Regions from separate parts of the Mus musculus genome. Here all the other regions are linked to region 4. Evidence: chromatin loops called from intact Hi-C (ENCODE). Cell type or tissue: left cerebral cortex. All regions are shown on one strand.

Region 1 (4,000 bases), 53 kb after region 4:
CGGTGGAGCCCCAGAGCCTTCAGACAAAGCCTTCTGCCGCGGCTCTGTGAGGGAGCACATCAGCGGCGGCAGCAGACTGGACCGCAGCTGTGCAGCCCTGGGATTACAGCAGGAATGAATCAGCAGCCGGGGCTCCTGGCTCACCAGCATTCGAGAGCCTGCTGCCTAGGTTCCTGGAGCTGACTTTCCATTCAAGGGCAAGTCCAGGAGCCCCCAGGCTTGGCGTTTCTGCTACAGCCCGCATCCAGAGACTGCCGGGTCACCATCCACCGTCTGTTTTGTGGAGGACAGGAGAGGAACAGAGGCTGCCACAGTTGGTTAGCAGGGTCCCCAAGACAAGCAAGTTGGCATTGCCCTGCCTTGAAGGGCAGAGACCGCCAGTGACAGCTGGATGACTTTCACCATCAAAGAAGAGTTCCTGGAGGTGATGTCTGTAGTTGGCTCTAATTTCTCCCACCTTGCACCTCTCTTGTCTCCTCCTCCTTGCCCTCCTCTTACCTGTCCGTGCTACAAGAACTAAAGAAGTCAGGTGGGTGTGAAGGCATACAGCTGAACACCTGAGGGCTGCCGGGAGGGAGGGACGGACATCTGCCCTCGTGCACTGCCTCGGTCCAGCCCTGACTGAAGAGCTGAGTGAGAAGACCTTCTCCATTCCTGTGCATCAGTAGAGACCAGAGACCCTGGGAAGAAAGCTGTGTGTGTTTGTGTGTGTGTGTGTGCGTGTGCGTGTCGCTCAGCCAGAGAGCAGCACACTGAATAGACACTGCCGCCTCCTGATGACAAGTGCCTCTTTCTTCTGTCTGCCTGGTTTTGTCTTCTTTGACCAAGAACTGAACAGCCCGACCGCTGCCCCCTAAGCAGGCAGGCAGGTCATAGGAACCACCACGGAAGACAGGGAGCATGAACGCCACGCTCCTGGATGCCAGCCCAGGCCAGGAAGGCAGCAGCGCCTCAGCCCAGGGGGCACCCCACTTGCCAGCCTCCAGAGGCTATCTGTAGATGAGCCCTGGTCGGCCGGCCACTGACCCAGCAGAGCCATCCCTGAGCCTGGTTCCCACACTCCAGCCCACCCGGCTGTCCTGAGCTGGGAGCACGTGGAGCTCGGGGCCATGGTTTGCTTATTCCGGGACTGCTGGGGGAAAACAAGTAAAAGACCCTTCTCTGCCCCCGCCGTTCTGCGTGCTGCTTGCGTTGCATGTGCTGGGTCCCCATGAGCGCCGCCGCTTCCTTCCCAGAGCCCTCGCTGTGTGCCTGTGTCCCTCTGCTGCATGAAGACTCGCGTTGTCTCCTGACTGGTCTCTGCTGCAAGGTCGCAGAACTAGCCCCTCGCCACAGCCCCACGGCAGCTCCAGAAGTTGCATGGATGGGAGGAGCAGCCAGGCTGGCGGGCACTTAGAGCTCTGGTGTTCCCTTCTAGTGCCTGTGGGGACAGACTTTCTGCCATGCCTCTGTGTGGACGTTGAGGAGTTGACCCAGAGACCACTGGGGGTTGGCTCCCCTGACCCTGGGCTGTGATCGTGCATGTACAGCCTCGGCCCCGGCCCCGGCCAGCTCCTACCGTGGGGTGTGTGTGGGCAGCAGCCACCCGAGTTGGCTCACATCCAGCGCTAGGCAGCTCCGTCCCTGCCTGTACAGAGAAGAAAAGCCGAGAGCCTGCTCTCTGCTCTCTTGTACATAGTCTGACTGCCTCATGGTAATGACTATGATGTGGCAGTGCCACCTGTCTTCCTCTGAGTGCCGCTGCTACCGCCTTAACGGGTTCTCCCTTTTCAAGCGTCTGCCGATTCCTCTCTCGTCAGGTTCTCGGACGCTGGAGCAGAGCGTCGGGGAGTGGCTGGAGTCGATTGGCCTGCAGCAGTACGAGAGCAAGCTGCTGCTGAACGGCTTTGATGATGTCCGCTTCCTGGTGAGTACGTCAGATGTGCTGGCCCAGGCTGGTGCTGCTTGCTGGAAGCTGGCCCACCCAGCTGGAGTGTGAAAGAGGACATAAGCCACAGAGGAGAACCATAGGGGCCGTGGGCACCCGGAAGTCAGCTGGGTAACTGAAGCTAACTTTGCCGACTGTCCTGGCCCTACTACCTGTGGCCCAAGTGCCACTCAGTGGGAGCACTCTTGGAATCCCTAACTCAGACCCCAGCCCCAGCCCTGTTTCTTAGACTGGATGCTGGTGTGCTATGTGCTGAGGTACCCTGGCTAGCAGCTTTGGTGGGCAGGGCAGCCAGGCACCCCATGACCCATCTCAGTTGGATGCCAGGAGTTCCCTTACTTTCCAGAATGTTGCTGTTGTCACTGTAGCAAAGGTTTCCTCCTGCCCCTCCAAGCAGAGGAAACCAGAGAGCCTCACATGTGCCTGGCCTCAGAGCTGACCAGAGGAGGGCTGAGTGGTGGCTTGGTTGCTTTTCTGAGGTTCATCCTGCACTCACAGGGAGTACAAGAGGTCAAAGGGAAAGCCGGCGTCTCACCCCTGCTCTCTGAGCAGCTGGGACTCAGCTTAAACCCTGCTCTCAGGAGCCAGTGGCCCCATTGTCATCCGTCTCCAAGAAGCCTTGCCCAGTGCGTCCTAGTGAGCCATTCAAGGCAGTGCCTGAGCTAAGTCATGCTCAGGAGCGGGCCATTCGATGTCACAGCAGTAGCTGTGACAGCTCACATCCTTCCTGTGAGCTGGGTACCAATCTCAGCAGTTGATAATATCTGAGCTCTGTGCTGGTGTCTCTCCCTGTTTCCCACATGAAAGCAGAGGCTATGTGGTTTGCTCAGGGTCACACTGATGGTGATTGGTAGGGTGGAATTGTGCACTTGGGAGGCACAAGGCAAAAGGTCACTCTCTGAACACTGTCATTTATATGCTATGCATCTTGGTAAGGCGGACAGACCCATCTGCTCCGTTCCCCCATTTTCTGGGAGGCCTGTCTCCTCCTCTCCTAGTCCTGGGGGTTTCAGACTGTAACCTTGAAGCAGAGCTCTCTCTCACTTGTGCCCACTTGTCCTGACCTCGTGTGAAGGGCCTTGTTTGTAGAGCTGGCACAGAGTCCCAGCCTACCGTCCATTCAGTAGGATGAGTGAGTTTATTCCATTAGAGTAGGGTTTGGTGTCTTGGGGCGAGGGGGCATCCTGTTTGTGACTTCCAGGAAAGGTCCAATGGAGAGTGCTTTAAGTAAGCCATCCTGTTCCTGGGCAAGTCTGCAATAAGCTACCCTCTCATGGCTAGGTTGGGGGCTGTTCTTTTTCAGATTGTAAAAGTCTACAGTTTTAAAATAGCAACTTGTTTTTTTTTCCTTTTTAAAAATTAAGCTACATGGGTGCTTATGGTTCCTGGAACCTTACTTCTGACTCACCATGCTCTTTAGGGGAGGATCATGAACTAGGAAGGAGGAGGGTTCAGTTAGTGGGGAGGACAGCTGGCTCTGGGATCTTGGTCTTCTAAGTACCCTTTGCCATGTGGCTGGCAAGATCTGCCGAATTTTTCCTGTGTTTCAGTCCCTCAGGGGCTAAGCCCAAATCATCATAGCACAGCTCTCCTAAATCTGGAAAGGGTTAGCTCTCCAGTCCTTGAACAGCCTCAGGATTCCCTAACCCAACCTGAGACCCAGACCAGATTGCAGCTAGATTTTTCGGGCAACCATGCCCCTGAACCAGATGCCCATGTAAGGCATCACCTTTCACCCTGATGACCAGCAGTGTGGTCCTTCAGGGCTTCTTTAGTCCTGGAGCATCCACAGAGGTATCCACCAGGGGTGAGCAGAGCACACCTGAGCTTAGTATGATGTTGCTTCAGGGCCTGGAGTGGCCTGAGTACCCAGCACAGCATCCTGGGAAACTGCATGTAAAGTGCCTAAGGATAAATTTTAGCAGGGGCTTCTTCCCGGTCCTGAAACACTCCTTCAGCACGTGGACCTGGCATGGATCATCCAGTTTGGTTCACCGTAGAGGGTGAAGGTTTCACCTGGTGCTTAGAGTCCCTAGAGATATATCTACTAGATACAAAGTAGCTCCAATAAAG
Region 2 (4,000 bases), 81 kb before region 4:
GAAGGGGAAGAAGAGAAGGAGAAGGAGGAGGAGAAAGAAGAAGGAGGAGGAGGAGAAGAAAGAAAGAGAGGGAGAGAGAGAAAGAGAGAAAGGAAGGAAGGAATTCATATTTAAACTCATACAGAAATATGGAGAGGGGGAGAGAAGGCATTATCTATCTGACAGCCTTTCTAACTTACTTTCCACTATTGATCTACGCGTGTTTCTAACCTTTGTGCTTCAGATTTTCAAATTTATTTGTCCTTAACCATTTTCTCCTCGTCTTTTATCTTCTTGTCTCCTCCACCTTCCTCCTCAGCCTTCCCCCAAAAGGAGCTGGAGTACAAGCAGGCCTGAATAGGGCTCTAACAGCACCTACACCTTCCCGTTCCCTCTCCTGCCCCTCAAGGTTGCAGACTCACAAACAGTCGTGGGGGAATTCTAGTTCCCTGGCTTTGGAAGAAAGCAGTCAGGAGCGCACCCGGGTAGTCCTGCAGCGTTATCCACCAACTTCCACCTACCTCGCTTTCCTCCGCCGCGGCTTCTTTCAAGTCCGCGTCTCCATCCCTGTCGGTTTCCTCCGGGATTCCCTCAGTGTCGGCTGCCACCAAAGCCCCAGGAGTAGCCCTCGTCTCCTCTGACTCCCCTGGCTCCCCGCCTTTGTCTGTGGGCGACTCCCCGAGGTTGTCCATCGCGAGAGCAGGGGGTCAGAGGCGATGGCAGCACCGCCGGGAGAAGGAGCTGTGGAGCGGAGCTGGAGCTGAGGGCTCGTCGTCGCGCCGCGATGACGTCACGCCCACGGATCCTGGGAGGGGTCACTTCCAGAAGCGCGTTGGTTGCCCAGGGGATTCATATAAACGGAATTTGTTTTAATGTGAAAGAAATGTAGAAGTCTAGATCCTCCGCTTCAGGGCAGAAGCGTTTTTGAAAGAGCGTAATTCGTTTCCCGAGAGACTTCTTTTTCCTTCTTTTTCTTCTCCTTCCTGGGAATGTAATGCCAATTAACCCTTCTTTAACTTTACTCCTTCAGCCCAAAGTCGGGGAACAGGGAGAGAACTCGGTCCCGCTGCTTGTTGTTGCCGTGGACTGAGCAGCTTCCGGCAGCGACCTAACCTCGGATTTCCCAAAGAACTAAGACCACCGGCTTGTGTCCACCAGGGAAGTTTCCCTTCTGTTTCGCAAGCATCTCTAACGCCAACAGAAAGTATCCAATGGTTTCATTTAACACTTCAAATATTGGCCACCTGCCTCGCGTCAGAACAGGCTAGTGTTGTGAGGGAAAAACAGAAAAAAAAAAAAAAGTCATCCTTTCCCAATTACATTTCCCTCCTTAGTCCACCAATATTAAAAATTGGAAATGGTTCCCCAAATCTGACTTTTAAAATGTCTCTCATGACAACTAAGAGAAAGAAGGTCTCTTCTGACTTTTTCTGAAGAGTTAGTAGGATGGAGTGCGAGGATAGTGTCTGTTAAGAGTTCTTACATTTTTTTTTCATGTGTATGGGTGTTTTGCATGTAAGTCTGAGCTCCACATGCGTTCGTGGTACCCTGGGAGGCCAGCAAAAGGTGTTACATCCGCTGGAGCTGGAGTTACAGACTGCTGTGAGGCGCCACAAGTGATGGGAATCAAACCTAGATTCTCTGGCAGAGCAACCAGTGCTCTTAACAGGGAACCACCTCTCCAGCCACCCCCGTACTCCCTCCCCCCCCCCCACCTTTTTTTTTCTGGAGAGAGGGTCTCACTATGTAGCCTTGGCTAGCCCGTAACTTGCTTTGTAGATCAGGCTGACCTTAAACTCACAGCGATGCAGCCAGCGGCTTCTGCTTCTCGACTGCTGGGACAAATGGCAGTTGCCACAATGCCAGTCTAACTGCAGAAGTAAAACTCTCAGGTCTTCCCTCCAGGAGGCACCAGAGGGAGGGATTTTTCAAGTCTGGTTCTAGATCTCCGCGCCTATCCCGTATTGAATCTATGCGTTTTGAATGGAGTTGAAAACAGAGGTACGCGTTACCCCCTTTTCTTTTGTTTCTACGGTGCCAGGAACAATGACCGCATTTCCAGTGCCATGAGGTCCCAAACCTTTGGGAAGGCGAGCAGTTCGGGAAGCTCCTGCAGGCGTGCCGCCTCCGATCTCCGCCACCTGGCGAATGGGCGGGTCCGCTAGGCGTAGACCGCGCCTGCGCCAGGCTCGGCTCCGCACACCGAGGCTCCCCTCCGCCAAGCGGGCTCACCTGCACGGCGGCGCCGAGCCCCGCCCACTAGGTGGGCAAGGGGGCGGGGCGCGGGGGCGCGGTGACGCGTGACGCCGGATCCCGGAAGTGACGCGCCGCCAGGGAGTGGGGGAGGCCGAGGAGGCGGGGGGAGAGGGGGTGGCGTCCCCGGCCGGTTTGAGGGGTGCGTTGCCCGGAGACGGAAAGTTTCGGAGCCGGAGCAGGCTCTGCAAGGCTCCGGGTTGAGGTCCGAGGGGTGGCGGTCCTGGGGATGGGGAAGGAGCAGGAGCTGCTGGAGGCGGCCCGCACCGGGCACCTCCCGGCCGTGGAGAAGCTGCTGTCCGGGAAGCGGCTCTCCTCCGGCTTCGGCGGCGGCGGCGGCGGCTCAGGCAGCGGCGGCGGCTCCGGGGGCGGCGGCCTCGGTTCTTCTAGCCACCCGCTCTCCAGTCTGCTGAGGTGAGTGCGCGCGCCGGGGCTCGCAGCCTGGACTGCGAGGGCTCCCCCGAGAGGTCACGGTTCCTGGGGCGCGCGCGGCGCAGGCCGGGCTCTCGTGTCTGGCGTCGCCGCTGCGGAGAATGGGGGGAGTGCCCAGGTGGCAGCCCGCGCCGCATGGCACAGCTCGGCGTCACCCTCGCCCGCCGTGAGGTGCCAGCTGTCGCTTCTCACAAAAGCCGCTTCAGAGCAGACCGAATTCGCGGAATCCCTCTCACATCCTGCAGGGACTCCCACGCCGTGCAGAGCCTCGCGACTCCCCTAGAGCACATTCTCGGCTTCCTTCCCCAACGAGCTTAGAACGTTCCACCGGGCTGTGCGGAACCCGGCTTTTGTTTGTTTTTAAAATTGCTTCTGCATTGATCACGCACGAGGTGTTCAGACTTTGAGCCCCTCTTGCGCCTGAAGCTCAGTTTGTCGTTGTCACTTTGGCTGGGTTCGTCCAAGTGGCATCTGCTCATTTCCCCCCTGAGACTTAATCGGAAAGAAACCAAGGCTTGCTCAGGGAGCTGAGGTGCGTTCAACTTTCTGAGATCTTTTAGACACTTGAATCCCGGGCTGCAAGGCTTCGGGAGGGAGGGGTCACTCTTTGTAGCTTACAAGAGGGAGGGAGGATTAGAATGCTCTGTCAGAGTGCATAAAATGTGTTGGTTCAGCAATGCTTTCTTAGCTGTTTTCTTTTCCTTCCTTGTTTTGAGGCTTTTGAGAAGTGGAAGTTCATTTAGAAGTGGTTTTCTTAGCTTCTGTTCCTTATAGGTTCATGCACTTTCAGTTTGAGTGAGTTTGGAGAGCTTGGACCCAGGAAGCCCACCGCTTTAATAAACAGTTATTCAGTACTGAGTCTCAACCCATATTTTTTTTTTTTCAGGAAGATTTTAAAAAGCACGATCCTTTGGGGGAAGAAAACCCCAATTCTGTTGGCTGCACCCAGTGTCTTGAACAATACTGGCTTATAGGTGGTACTCAAGATTTGTTGAATAGATTTGTTGAAAATTACTGATTGTAGAATGATCTCTGTGTGCGTGTGCATGCATGCATGCAAGCCTGCATGGTGAAGGCTTGACATTTGGTGTCTTGCTCAACTGCTCTCCATCTTCTTTGAGACTGTCTCTTACCAAACCTGGAATTTGCTGATTCTGCTCCACAGGCTGGTCAGCAAGTCCCAGGGATTCCCCTGCCTCTGCCTTCCCAGTACTAGCATTACAGCCACGTTGGCTTCTCTCTCTCTCTCTCTCTCTCTCTCTCTCTCTTCTTATAAACATGGGTGCTGGATCAAATTCGGGGGTTCCTGTTTGCTGAACAAAGACTTCATGGACTG
Region 3 (4,000 bases), 170 kb after region 4:
CATTCTGCAAACGCTGACTCAGCAGGTCCGTCCGTGTCCTCTGGTAGGGAGGAGTGGGGACTGGGTAGTGCCGGGCTCCTTCTTTGTGTCTCTTGGCCCAAGAGCTGCAGGAAGGGGAGGGCGGGGGCAGCCGGTCAGCCAGCCGCAGTAGAGAGGTTTCCTGCTGGGAAGGGCTGTTGACAGGTAGGCCAAGAGTGAAGGCCCTGCCCCCTCCCCTCCACAAGTGCTGAGTAGCCTGGGTCCTGTCTGCCACCAGCTCGGGGGAACTTGACCTCAGGAAGGAAGCTGCCCACCTGCTCCTTTCTTAGTACCCAAAGCTGCCAGGCTCTGAGCCTCTGCAGACCATGCCAGTCCCGTCCCCCTCCTGGCCCCTCATCTCTAGCAGCTTCTCCCTCTATCTTAGAAGTCCTCTCTACCCAGCCTCTTTGGCCAGCCCCTCCTCTATGAAGGCTGCCCTTTTACAGCATGACCAGAGGCCCCCAGCCTTTGTGACAGGAAAGGACAGCCCTCCCTACAGTCTTGGGGATGGCTGTCAACTGGAGAGTAAGGGACATGGACCAGCCTGGATCTCACATGGCCACCTGCTCCCATAAGTCTAGACCGTTGCTCCCTGCTGGCATAGGTGGTTCCTGGACTTGGCTTCAGGAGAGATGGTGTTAGTAATGGCCAGATATCCTAAACAGGGAAGACATGGAGACAGAAGGTGACAGCCAAGTTAAAAGGGCCAAGCCAGGGCCCTCCTTGATTTTCCTTGTCTCTGTGAGGAAGAGATCTGGGCTCCTTTGCCCCTAGCCTTCAATGCTGTCCTTCGTCCCCAGATATAGACGAGTGCCGCTTAAACAACGGGGGCTGTGACCACATCTGCCGCAACACAGTGGGCAGCTTCGAGTGCAGCTGCAAGAAGGGCTACAAGCTTCTCATCAACGAAAGGAGCTGCCAGGGTGAGCCGGCTCCGGCCAAGGGGGCGAGTGTCAGGGATGCTGTATTCCAAGCGTCTCTGTAGGCAGGGCTATGCCGCAGACAGACAACGGTAGTCCTTCCTTCTTGCAGGCCAGCTCCATGCTGAAATACACAGCTTGGCAAGGGGTGAGCAAGCTTTCACCACAATCCAGGTTTTCCCAAGTGTGGCCTGCTGCAACTAGGTTCCACATGCACAGGTTCCAGACCCTGGCAATTCTGGTGGTGCACTTTTAATCCCTGCACTTGGAAGGCAGAGACAGGCAGATCTCTGGGTCTGAGGCCAGCCTGGTGCGTTCCAGGATGGCCAGGGCTATACAGAGAGACCCTGTCTCAGAAAAACAACAAAAGCCCCAAACCCCAGACAAAGGGTACAGAGGGAGTTGTGCGTGCTCAGATCTGGAGTTAGGCCAAGGTCTTTCAGCATCAGAGCCCATCACCTGAGCATGGACCAGGTGCCCCGAGACAGACTCAGTGGTTCGAATCCTTGCTGTTCCAGATATAGATGAGTGCTCCTTCGACCGAACCTGTGACCACATGTGTGTCAACACCCCGGGGAGCTTCCAGTGTCTCTGTCATCGTGGCTACCTTCTATATGGTGTCACTCACTGCGGGGGTAAGCCAGCAAGATCACACCTACACCTGCCTGCTTCCCAGACACCCCAGCCCTCGACTCTTCACACTCCAAATGGCTGTGCTTGTAATGAGAAATCCTTGGATGGTTCTTGTCTACATCCAACAAGATAAAATAGAAGGCACCTTCCAAAGACCAGCTGGGAGACAGGATACCAGAGAGCAGCATCCTGGCAGCAAGATGCTTGAGGGTTTCACGTAGCCCAGGATAGCTGCACACACACACACACACACACACACACACACACACACACACACACAGCCAGTGGTGACCTCGAACTCCAAACCTCCAGCCTTCACTTCTCGAGGGTTGCGATGGCAGGTGGCACAGACTCTGCCTCCTAATTCTACCTTGCATTCCCCATCGCTGTTCCCAGAGACCCACCCTCTCAGTCTCTAGCCCAATGAGACAGTAAGAGAGGAAAGTTCTGAAACCTTGGTCTGGTTGGATTGGCCCCTGCTCAATGGCAACTATGACTGGGGATGTAGAGAAGGGAGAGAACTTTGAGCTCCTCACAGGCCAGAGAACCTTTTACTTTGTTTATGAGAATGTTAACGTGAGACCTACCTTCCTGACAAGATTTGTAAATGCACAGTAATCTCTATAAGGGTACTGGCAATCTGATCTCTGACTCCTCCCACAGATGTGGACGAATGTAGCATCAATAAGGGAGGCTGCCGCTTTGGCTGCATCAACACCCCAGGCAGCTATCAGTGTACCTGCCCAGCAGGCCAGGGCCGCCTTCACTGGAACGGGAAGGATTGCACAGGTGTGTGGCGCCCTCTGCTGGCCAGACATAACAATGCTGTTTCAGGGGAAGGTGTGAGGGGGAGCCTGCTGGGTTTAAAATGTGCAGGTCTCCTTGGGCATGTAACTAGTCCCCCTTTCCGCATTAACTCTCTGAGGGCAGGAAGACAAGGCATGTTCATATTCTCAGACCTTGCTTCCCTTCCTAGAGCCAGTGAAGTGTCAGAGCAGTCTTGGAGCCTCAAAAGCCATGCTTAGCTGCAATCGCTCGGGCAAGAAGGATACTTGTGCCCTGACCTGTCCCTCCCGGGCCCGGTTCTTGCCAGGTATGTGAGAGAGACGGGGTTCTGGGGAGAAGGGAGGGCAGACTGGCTGTTCAGCAGTGCCTCTGTTCCCCCGGGGTTCCTCCAACCATTGGGGGTTGAGAGGTGGGTCAGAGCTGTGATAAGCCCCTTCTTTCAGAGTCAGAGAACGGTTTCACCGTGAGCTGTGGTACCCCGAGCCCTAAAGCTGCTCCAGCCCGAGTGATCCACTCTGGGAACAGCACCGTCTCCAGCTCCTGCCATGGTGAGCACCTGCCCAGAGTCCTCCTCTTCTCTGCCCCCACAGTTCTCCTCATCCCTGGCCGACTCACCCTCTACCTCCCTTGTTACTCTCTAACTCTCCAGCTTTGCTGCCAAGCTCCTCCTATCTTACCCCTCCTATCTGTTACCCTTGGCTTTCCTGATCCCACTCTCTAGCTAAACCTTACTGCTGAGCTCGGAGCCACCTCCCAGAGCAGGCCGTCCCCAGGGTCCCCAGGCCCTGGAGCTGTGCTGAGCTTCTCTTCTCCCTCTAGAGGCTGCAGTGCTGCCAGTCAAGCAGAGAGCCTCCTTCAAGATCAAGGATGCCAAATGTCGCCTGCATCTGCGAAACAAAGGCAAAGCCGAGGAGGCCAGCAGGATCCTGGGGCCAGGTTTGGACCTCCCTCCCTGGCCCCACCAGGCTCTCCCCACCTCTCAGCCCCTCTGCCTAGTTCTGTCATGGATTCACCTGCACCCTGGGCTGTGGATAGAATGGGGAAGCTGTTGTAGGCTAAGGCCCTGGAAGTCCCCGTCATTCCCTCCTACCGAGAAGAGGGTTGGGGGTAGGGATGTCTGGGGCGGATGGAGAAATAGGAGAGTCAGAAGAGAGAACTTGTCTTCAGTGGAAGCTACAGTTCGAGGTTGACACGGCCTCTGTTTCCAGGTAGTGTCCCCTGCTCTGACTGCCTGGTCACTTTCATCCACCTTAAGTGTGACTCTTCTCGGAAGGGCAAGGGCAGGCGGGCCCGGACCCCCCCAGGCAAGGAGGTTACCCGGCTCACCCTGGAATTGGAAGCTGAGGTCAGAGCAGAAGAAACGACAGGTGGGCCTAGGGACATTGTTGGGTGGAGGGCCAAAGAGGAGGGCACATAGCCTGGATCCAAAAGGGACAAGCCAAGGGAAGGGGGCACCTCAACTCTGGGCCTGTGTAATGGCGAGCAGCAAACTCCAGGGCTGCCCCTGTCGGCTGCCTTCTGCTCTGACCTCTCTCTCCTCATTCTCTGACTCGCACAACCATCCATTACCAGCTGGCTGTGGGCTGCCTTGCCTCCGACAGCGGATGGAACGGAGGCTGAAAGGGTCCCTGAAGATGCTCAGA
Region 4 (4,000 bases):
TCCCAGCAACCACATGGTGACTCACAGCCATCTGTAATGGGATCCAATGCCCTCTTCTGGTGTATCTGAAGACAGCTGCAGTGTACTCACATACATAAAATAAATCTTTAATGTGCAAAACACAAAGGAAGGAAGAAAGGATGAACCCAAAAGATGGAGGAGGCTAGACATGACACACACCTGTAATCCTAGCACTTAGGAAGCAGAGGCAGGTAGATCTCTGTGAGTTCAAGGCTAGGGTTAGCCTGGTCTACAGAATGAGTTTCAGGACAGCCAGGGCTACATAGTGAGACCATGCCTTAGAAGAAAACAAACAAAAACACTAAAGCATTACTTTTAGTTTTCAGTTACACATTTCAGCTGCATTTTCAGGCTAAGGTTATGTTCACACGGAATTGAGATACCAGGGAGCGTACAGAGGACGTGGGGAGAATCCCTTAGATATTTAAGGCCTTTCCTTTTTGCTGGGAGCTAGACCCTGTATGTGCGTATTGAGTAGAGCTCTGCCGCCCAGCTTCACTTCCCAATATTGACTTTGAGAAAATCCGTTCCTGTCCCTTAGCAAAGTGACGGTTTTCCAATGGCTTAGTGCTCGCAGAGAAGTCTGTTGGCCGGGGTGTCAGGAGGCAGGCCCTGCCCTCTCTTACTGATCATCTCACCCTCTGTCCTCTTCCCTAGGGAGTATGGAGAAGACAGTGACTGAGCTGATCCTTCATTTTGACACACATGCTGACGAGGAGGGCCCCTACGAGGCACTGTACAACGCTGTGTCCTGCCATTCCTTGGACAGCACGGCCAGTGGACGATCATCAGACAGAGACTCCATGAACAAGGAGGCCGAGGCCACCGGAACAAGGGCTGCTGGAGTGAGGCCTGTATGTGGGGGATGAGGCCTGTGAGTGGGGAGTGGGGCTCGTGTGTGGGGAGTGGGGCCTGTGTGTGGCCCAGGCCTGAACATGCTGGGGACTGGGGTGGCAGCTGGGGGTGCGGGTGCGGGCAAGAGAATGTCTGCTGCCTGGTGCCTGAGCCCACCTGCTGTTAGAGCTACTCTGTCTAGTCTCTCCTGCCCAGGGCAGTAAAACTGCAGATCACACTGGGGTAGACGTTTGCTGTTTCCAGGTTCAGTGAAGCCAGTTTGCATCTCTCTATCCCACTGCCTCCAAGCGAATCTGTCCTATGCCCTGGTTCAGCCCTATGCTGCTCAAGCCTTGGGGATCTTGCTGTGTGTGATTTGCTGTGTGTGGTTTGTTTTCTCTTTTGGATCACAGATATATCCGGTGACATGCATTGCTGGCTGTTCCCAGTCCTGCTTACCTTACCAGCCATGTGGACAGGCAGTCCCGTCCTGGGGAGAGGGCAGAGCAAGGTTTAATCAGACTGCACACTTGCTAGACATGCCGTCGGTCGGGTGACCCTTTAATAGCCCTGTTTCACCTCGTGAGAGCGTCTCCTCCATGTGCCCCTCCTGCCTTCTGATGCTTTGTGTAATACCTGCTTTTACTTCTGGTCTTGTTCATGAGCCTCAAGACTCTCTCCTGACTCCCCCTTCCTCCCTAGAGGGTGCTCTATGCTTACAGCCCTGCCCCCACTTTATTTCCACTTGATAGAGTTTTCAGACCCTGGTGAAGGCCTGATCTGGCTGTTGCTGAGAGGATCCAGTGCCGACCACCTTGATTCAGATTTGGGGGCATATGTGTTGGTGTTGGTGTTTCTGTTTTTCCTGTTGGCCTTCCTTTCCTGCCAGGTTCTGGCAGGGGACAGACAGGGTGGACCTTGACCTTTGTAACTGTGTCCTGGGACACAGAGAAGTGAAGCAGCAGGTGGGCTCAGGCACCAGGCAGCAGACTTCCCTATTGGCATCCACATTTTAAGTTGTGGGGGAGGCTTTGCTTTGAGGGAGGCTTGCAGGTGTCGCCCGGTAGGGGGCGCTGGTGCCTTTGCTAGAAGCCATAGGTCCTGTAGTGAATGGGTGTAGTTAAGCAGAAACAAGAGCATCCCTGAGTGTGCACATTGCCAGCGATGCACACGTCTGTGCAATCTATGTTGTTCTGACCTCTCTGGCCCTCCGTGTAGATGGATGGCACAGCAATGGTGGCGGATTGTCTCTGTGTACCTCAGAGAGAGAGGCCCATGGGGACTTTGGTTCCCTTCCATGTCTGCAGTGGCCTTGCTCTGTCTGGAGGGCTTCTGGGATGGGCCATTTCTGCTGTTTATTTTACTTTCTGCTACACTGGCGTCCCCAGACTGGCTCCGTGCTTATCTCTTTGTACGTGGTGCCTTGACTAGGCCCATTCCAGCACTTGTAGAACACCTTGAAGGGCAGAGAAAGTGAGGCCCTCCCCCCACGGGAATTCCAATCCAAACAGCACGGGCTTGAGTACATGAAGCTGTCGTAAGATTGTTGTTGAGTCTGTCTGCCTCAGAGAGCCCAGGAAGGCCCGAGTGATGGAGGCTGCTGTGGGCCAGAGAAACACGAAGGTCTTGGGTGCCAACCCCAACCTAGCTTCCTGTGCAGATTTCTCTGGGAAATCTCTACCCTTCTGCATCCCAAACCTCTAGCAACATGGAACTGACCTACAAGGCTGGGGTGGAGGCTGGGGCCAGCTCTGTCCTAGCCCATCTGGGAGGAGACCCCAGCACAGTAGAGAATCATAGAAAAGGCTCGGGTGTAATGGCCTCCTAGCCTTCCGCTTTGCCGTCAGAAATCATGCATGTTCCTATGGTTGTCCACCCTTGGTCCACACTTGTATCCCTTCAACGAGTTCCTTGCTTTCGGGTAAAGTTGGCAAACTACAGCCCTATTACATGAAGCCTGAATTTTTGAATGAACTTTTGTTTTTTTAAAAATCTAGCCACTCGTACCCTTTGTCTATTATCTGTGGTAGAACTGAGTGTGAAGTATACTATAGTTGCTTTTGATCTTAAGAACAAGCTTGCCTGTCCCAGCCCTTAGGAGACTCATGGCCATGCTCCTGTCTAAATGGGCTAACCAGGGTTCCCTGTAGCCATGAACTTACTATTGTTGAAGGGGAGGATTAAACACCAGAGAGGTGCTGGGTATGGTGCAGGCCTTGGATCCCAGCACTCAGAGCCAGAAGCAGGAGGATCCCTGTGAGCATAAGGCCAGTCTGGTCTACACAGCAAGTTCCAGCACAGCCAGGGCTACACAGTGAGACCCTAACACCAATTTAAAAATAAAAACCTTAAAAAAGAAAAGACAACCACTTGAAGAGAGATGGTAGAATGTATTTATTTTTCTTCTATAGAGGGAACGTCCGCCGCCTCCAGCAAAACCGCCACCCGATGAAGAGGAGGAAGAACGCGTAGATAAGAAGTATTTTCCCTTGGCAGCCTCTGAGGTAGAGGGCTGGGGGTTACCCCGTCACGCACATAGCATTTATTAGATGGTAGATGAGTGTCTACACAGAGGAGCCTTTCTTTTCTCCTCCTCTGCTCTTCTCTTTTAAGGGTTTGGTTTTTTTTTTTTTTGTATGTGCATATGCACACCCCCCCCCCCCCATGCCTACCTGGTAGTGCCTGGTCAGATCCCCTGGAACTGGAGATCCAGAGGGTTGTGAGCAACTATGTATGTGCTGGCATTTGAGTCTGGAAGAGAGTCCAGCTGAACCATCTCTCTAGTCCTGGGATTAAACCCAGAGCCATGTGCATCCCTGAGCCGCCCCCAGCCTGTTTTCTCTCAGAGGAAGAACAGTGTTGCGTGTGTGTGAGTGTGTTAGGCGTATACATAACTGTACAGCATAGGTACATGTGCCCATGCACGTTCGGGCCAGAGCTGCACCGTGGCCAACCTCCTTTGTAGCTCTCAGCCTTGATGTAAGGGGTCTCTGGGTAAACCGAAGCTTATTGTTGTGGCTGGGCCAGTGACCAGTGAGTGTGCACTCAGCATCTTCCCATCTCCACCCTCATCCCCACTCCAGCGCTGGGGAACAGGCATACACAGCCAGGCCTGGCTTTTTATGTGTGTACTGGGGATTCAAAC
Region 5 (4,000 bases), 90 kb after region 4:
TCACCATGTAAACCAAGCTGGTCTCCAGCTCCAGCTCCACCTGGCTCTGTTTCCCAAGTGCTGAGATTACAGGTGTGAGCGTGCCGAGTTTATTTTTAATATTTATCTGTTTATTGGTGAGGGCACATGTAATTAAACTCAGGTTGTCAGGCCTGGCAACAAGTGTCAGCCCACAGAGTCACCTCCCCAGCCCCCAGAATCCTTCGGTGCTGAATAACGACATCAGGAAGTCACATACAGAAACTGTAAAAGCCAATACCTGCTTGAAGATAAACTCCTTTCTTCCAACTGACAATCAAGCTTGGAAGCGTCATGGACTCTCTCCGTCATACCTGTAATTAGAAGAAGTTCTGGTGGACAGTTATCAACCCACACATGTCTGAATCTCCTCAGGGTCACTCGTCTGAAGGCCCCCGGGGTTATATCTGAGTCCACTCAGCCAGTCACTTGTACTTCCCCAAGGGCGTGCTAGAAATGCTCAGGGCAGTCCAACACAGTGAAGGCTAAAGTTCAGGCAGGCACAAAATGAAGCGGATTCAAAGATAAAGCTGTCAGGGCTGGAGAGATGGCTCAGCGGTTAAGAGCACTGTCTGCTCTTCCAGAGGTCCTGAGTTCAATTCCCAGCAACCACATGGTGGCTCACAGCCATCTACGATGGGATCTGATGCCCTCTTTTGGTGTGTCAATGATAGTGTGCTCGTATACATAAAATAATCAAGAAGGTTATTAGTATTGCACACCAGTTTGCATTGGGAGGCTCGAGGAAGGTTCCCTCCTTCTACCTTCTCATGGCTGCCTGGGCATCGGCTCAGTCATCAGGTTGGTGGGGTCGGGGGAGCTTAGCTGCTGAGCTGCCTCACAGGCCTGAAAAGGCACAATGTTTTGTTTTGTTTTGTTTTGTTTTGTTTGTTTTTCGAGACAGGGTTTCTCTGTGTAGCCCTGACTGTCCTGAAACTCACTCTGTAGACCAGGCTGGCCTCAAACTCAGAAGTCTGCCTGCCTCTGCCTCCCAAGTGCTGGGATTAAAGGCTTGTGCCACCACTGCCCGGCAAAAGAAAATAACTGTAGAGATCCCATAGGACAGCACTGTCTTTCTCAGAAGGAAACATGACAGAAGTATTTAGAGTCATGCCTGTATCCTCAGACAGTAAGGAAAAAGGAAAAAAACACACACACACAGAGAAAATTAAAAATGGAGGAAGTCTCTGGGTTTTACGTTTCAACAAATTGAAAATATTTCATGGTGAGAAAATTGACTGGACTTTGATAGAAAATCTAGAGTCCTTGGCTGGGTTATAAAAGCATAAACTACAGGCTGGACAGATGGCCAAGTGGTTAAGCCACTTGCTGCCCTTTCCTAAGAGCTGGGTTACCCTTGGCTCACAAGCATCTGTAACTCCAGTTTCAGGGCGCCCGACATCTCTTCTGGCCCTGAACACACACGGTGCACAGACATACCTGTAGACAAAACACCCACTCACACAAAGAAAAATAAACCTTTTTATAAAAACAAAGGTGACCGGACCCTGCTCTTCCCAGCATCTGTGCAGTCCTTCATTATCCCAGCCGAAATGGCTGGCATGACACAATCAGATCCGTAAACAAATCCGAGGTGAAAGGAAACCTTCAAAGCTACAGCCACTCCTCAAGAAACTCTCCAACTGCAAGAAGCAGCCAGTTCCGCCCAGAGCACTCCGGAACAAGGAGGGCTTAAAGAGTAGAGATTTAAGTGTGGCTACAATTCTTAAAAATTCAGATTGCCCCCCTAAAAAAAGAAAACTGCAACACAACAAAGCCAACGTGTTATACACAGTTCCAAATTTTTACAAAAGGAATTTGATTGTATACTCAGGAGTCACTGTACCTATGGATGCAACAGCCATTGTAAGAACTGTTTCCAAACCAGCAGCACCAGCACGCCCTGACCTTGAACCCCACAGGCCAGGTTCCTATTTGGATACACAACCCCAGCCCGAACCCAACCCACCCCACCCCACCCCTCCGGGTACACCTGGATCTTGTCTCAAGTCACAGCGTTAAGCAGCAGCGACCCCGCGTGGCCACAGAGGAGAGACTAACTGTCCAGCGTCACAGGAAATCCATGGCAACGCTTGTGCGGGAGCATTTGAAACGAGGGGGAGGGAGGTCCGGACCTGCAGTCCCCGCACTTGGGGGACCCTGCCTCAAGCAGATACCTAGCCTGTGCGAGCTCGGGGTCCCGCCGAGGTGGCCCTTTCCCGGGGATGGCGGAAGCGGTGCCCCACGCGTGACCGAGGGGAGCTTCGCTCGGGCGGAGGGCTGGGGACACCGGGAGGTCGGGCCAGTCCGCAGTCCTCCGTGGCCCACGGGACCTCGTGGCGCCGTCTTTACCCCGCGCCCCTGCGCGGACCCTGGGGTGAGGGCGGCCGTGCTCGGGCGACGGTTGAACCTACACGATCGGTGCCCCTGGGCGCTGCTCGCGCTCTCCCGGGTGTTTCCCCCGCGGGATTCACGGGAGGCGCTCTCTGCCGCGCCGGGCTCCTTCCGGGCCGCCCTCTCTTTCACGTCTGGCATCCTGGTGATGGTGGTGGTGGTGGTATCTGTGTGGTGACAAATGTTGGGGGCTCGTCAGGGCCAGGGGGGACCAGAGCTGGCGCAGGAAGAAACTGAGGCCGCAGCCCCGACGGACGCCCCTCCCCTTACCCCTCTCCATCCCTCACCACCCCTTGTCTCTCCCTCTCAGTATGCCTCTTCCCCTCACCTCCTCTTCCCCTCTCCCTTCCCCTCTTTCATCCCTTCCCCTCCGTGGCTCACCTCCGCCCTCCCCCTCCACTTTCTCCCTCCCCTTCCCTCTCTCCACTCAGCTCACTTCCTTCTCTGCCGGCCCGCCCGCTCTGGCTGGCTGGGCGGCACGGGGTGCGGGTGGGCTAAACCACTTGGGGGGATGAGGCAGGGGCGGCGTGGCTGGGTGGAGCCACTGAGCCCCACGTCGATGCTGTCACACACTCCACATCCCCACCCTGCGAACTGAGCAGGAGTGGGAACGCCCGGTGTTGCCAAACAAACAGCTTAGGTGTCCTGGCAACGAGGCGCGAGGCGCGTGGCAGCCCTCCCCACCAGCATCGCGACCCGCCACCGACCATCTGCCGCCACCTTGGGTGAGACCGAGACTGGGGCAGGACGGTCATCCCTATTGATTCCAAGTGTCAGGATCTGGGGCTTAGGGGTAGCCTGCAGAGCATGCACAGGGGTGCTAGCCTCGAACTGCTGACCCTACAGCCTCTGCCTGAGTGCTGGGGTCACCCGTGTGAGCCACCACCAAGGGTTCATGTAGTGCTGGGCATGGAAGGGACCTCATAGGCTGAGCTCCATTTCCAGATTCTTAAAAAAAATGGAGGGTGAGGCCTGGAGAGATGGCTCAGCTGTTAGGACCACTGGCTTTCTTCCAGAGGACCAGGGTTCGATTCCCAGCACCAACATGATGGATCTCGGCCATCTGCCACTCCAGTTCCTCGGGATCATACTTCCTATATTTACATATATTTACATACACGCAGGCAAAATACCCATACATATAAAATTGTCTTGTTTTACATATAACATTCTCTTGTGTTTTTTGCTTTTTTCCCAAGACAAAGAAAGTTTCTCTATGCTGCCCCAGCAGTCAGGGAACTCTTCTGTAGACCAGGCTGGCCTCAAACTCAGATCTTCCTGCCTCTGCAGGGATTAAAGTCTTTTAAATACCCACGCCTTGGGTTTGGGGAGAGAACATGGAGAGGGTGTTTTTCCCTCATATTCTTTCTGGCCTCTTAATTACTCTGACTTGAAGTCATCATAAAACCTATGCAAATGCATCCCATCCATGCAGTACCCCAGGCGTTCAGAAGAGGGCGTGCGATCCCCCGGAAATGGCTGTACCGCCTGATGCCGCTGCTTTGCTTGCCAATCCCTGACTTTGGAAAACCTGAAAGTAACGGTGCAGGCCTGTCACCCTAGCTACTGGGGAGACTGAGGCAAGAGG

The links. Hi-C counts contacts between places; a loop is a spot of excess contacts. Peaks named below come from ENCODE experiments on the same cell type or tissue, not always from the same donor. Only the 100,000 strongest peaks of a DNase experiment are listed, where the experiment ranks them.
Region 1: a loop joins it to region 4, with 3.0 times the contacts of the local background. A loop is called at or near these places in 19 of 42 quality-filtered maps.
Region 2: a loop joins it to region 4, with 2.5 times the contacts of the local background. A loop is called at or near these places in 17 of 42 quality-filtered maps.
Region 3: it touches region 4 in a loop (2.1-fold over the local background); 22 of 42 quality-filtered maps call a loop at or near these places.
Region 5: a loop joins it to region 4, with 3 times the contacts of the local background. A loop is called at or near these places in 29 of 42 quality-filtered maps.

The regions. Positions count from the first base shown.
Region 1 is chr17:28,040,771-28,044,770 of GRCm38, forward strand. It overlaps Anks1 (ankyrin repeat and SAM domain containing 1), which reads left to right. Exons shown (of 25, transcript NM_181413.4): 14 at 1,800-1,906. Among named protein-coding and RNA genes, the nearest start is that of Gm35290, 35 kb to the left of the region's middle. In left cerebral cortex, a CTCF peak has its summit at 1,732; DNase peaks (open chromatin) are centred at 100, 741, 1,780 and 2,610; H3K4me3 peaks cover 2,459 bases; H3K27ac peaks cover 2,124 bases.
Region 2 is chr17:27,907,001-27,911,000 of GRCm38, forward strand. It overlaps Taf11 (TATA-box binding protein associated factor 11), which reads right to left and starts at 744. Exons shown (of 5, transcript NM_001379368.1): 1 at 501-744. The coding sequence starts at 671. It overlaps Anks1 (ankyrin repeat and SAM domain containing 1), which reads left to right and starts at 2,306. Exons shown (of 25, transcript NM_181413.4): 1 at 2,306-2,646. The coding sequence starts at 2,462. In left cerebral cortex, CTCF peaks have their summits at 712, 1,879 (motif pointing right), 2,908 and 3,110; DNase peaks (open chromatin) are centred at 764, 1,606, 1,938, 2,277 and 1 more place; H3K4me3 peaks cover 3,896 bases; H3K27ac peaks cover 2,382 bases.
Region 3 is chr17:28,161,498-28,165,497 of GRCm38, forward strand. It overlaps Scube3 (signal peptide, CUB domain, EGF-like 3), which reads left to right. Exons shown (of 22, transcript NM_001004366.2): 8 at 819-941; 9 at 1,457-1,573; 10 at 2,235-2,360; 11 at 2,548-2,664; 12 at 2,801-2,905; 13 at 3,177-3,293; 14 at 3,566-3,724; 15 at 3,930-4,000. Among named protein-coding and RNA genes, the nearest start is that of Zfp523, 14 kb to the right of the region's middle. In left cerebral cortex, CTCF peaks have their summits at 2,376 (motif pointing left) and 3,167; DNase peaks (open chromatin) are centred at 2,368 and 3,120; H3K4me3 peaks cover 380 bases; H3K27ac peaks cover 616 bases.
Region 4 is chr17:27,988,042-27,992,041 of GRCm38, forward strand. It overlaps Anks1 (ankyrin repeat and SAM domain containing 1), which reads left to right. Exons shown (of 25, transcript NM_181413.4): 9 at 679-875; 10 at 3,267-3,359. Among named protein-coding and RNA genes, the nearest start is that of Gm35290, 17 kb to the right of the region's middle. In left cerebral cortex, CTCF peaks have their summits at 73 (motif pointing left) and 1,910 (motif pointing right); a DNase peak (open chromatin) is centred at 1,925.
Region 5 is chr17:28,077,727-28,081,726 of GRCm38, forward strand. It overlaps Tcp11 (t-complex protein 11), which reads right to left and starts at 2,913. Exons shown (of 10, transcript NM_001085555.1): 1 at 2,849-2,913; 2 at 2,433-2,579; 3 at 260-332. The coding sequence starts at 2,553. In left cerebral cortex, CTCF peaks have their summits at 2,070 and 3,865 (motif pointing right); DNase peaks (open chromatin) are centred at 2,069, 3,015 and 3,857; H3K4me3 peaks cover 675 bases.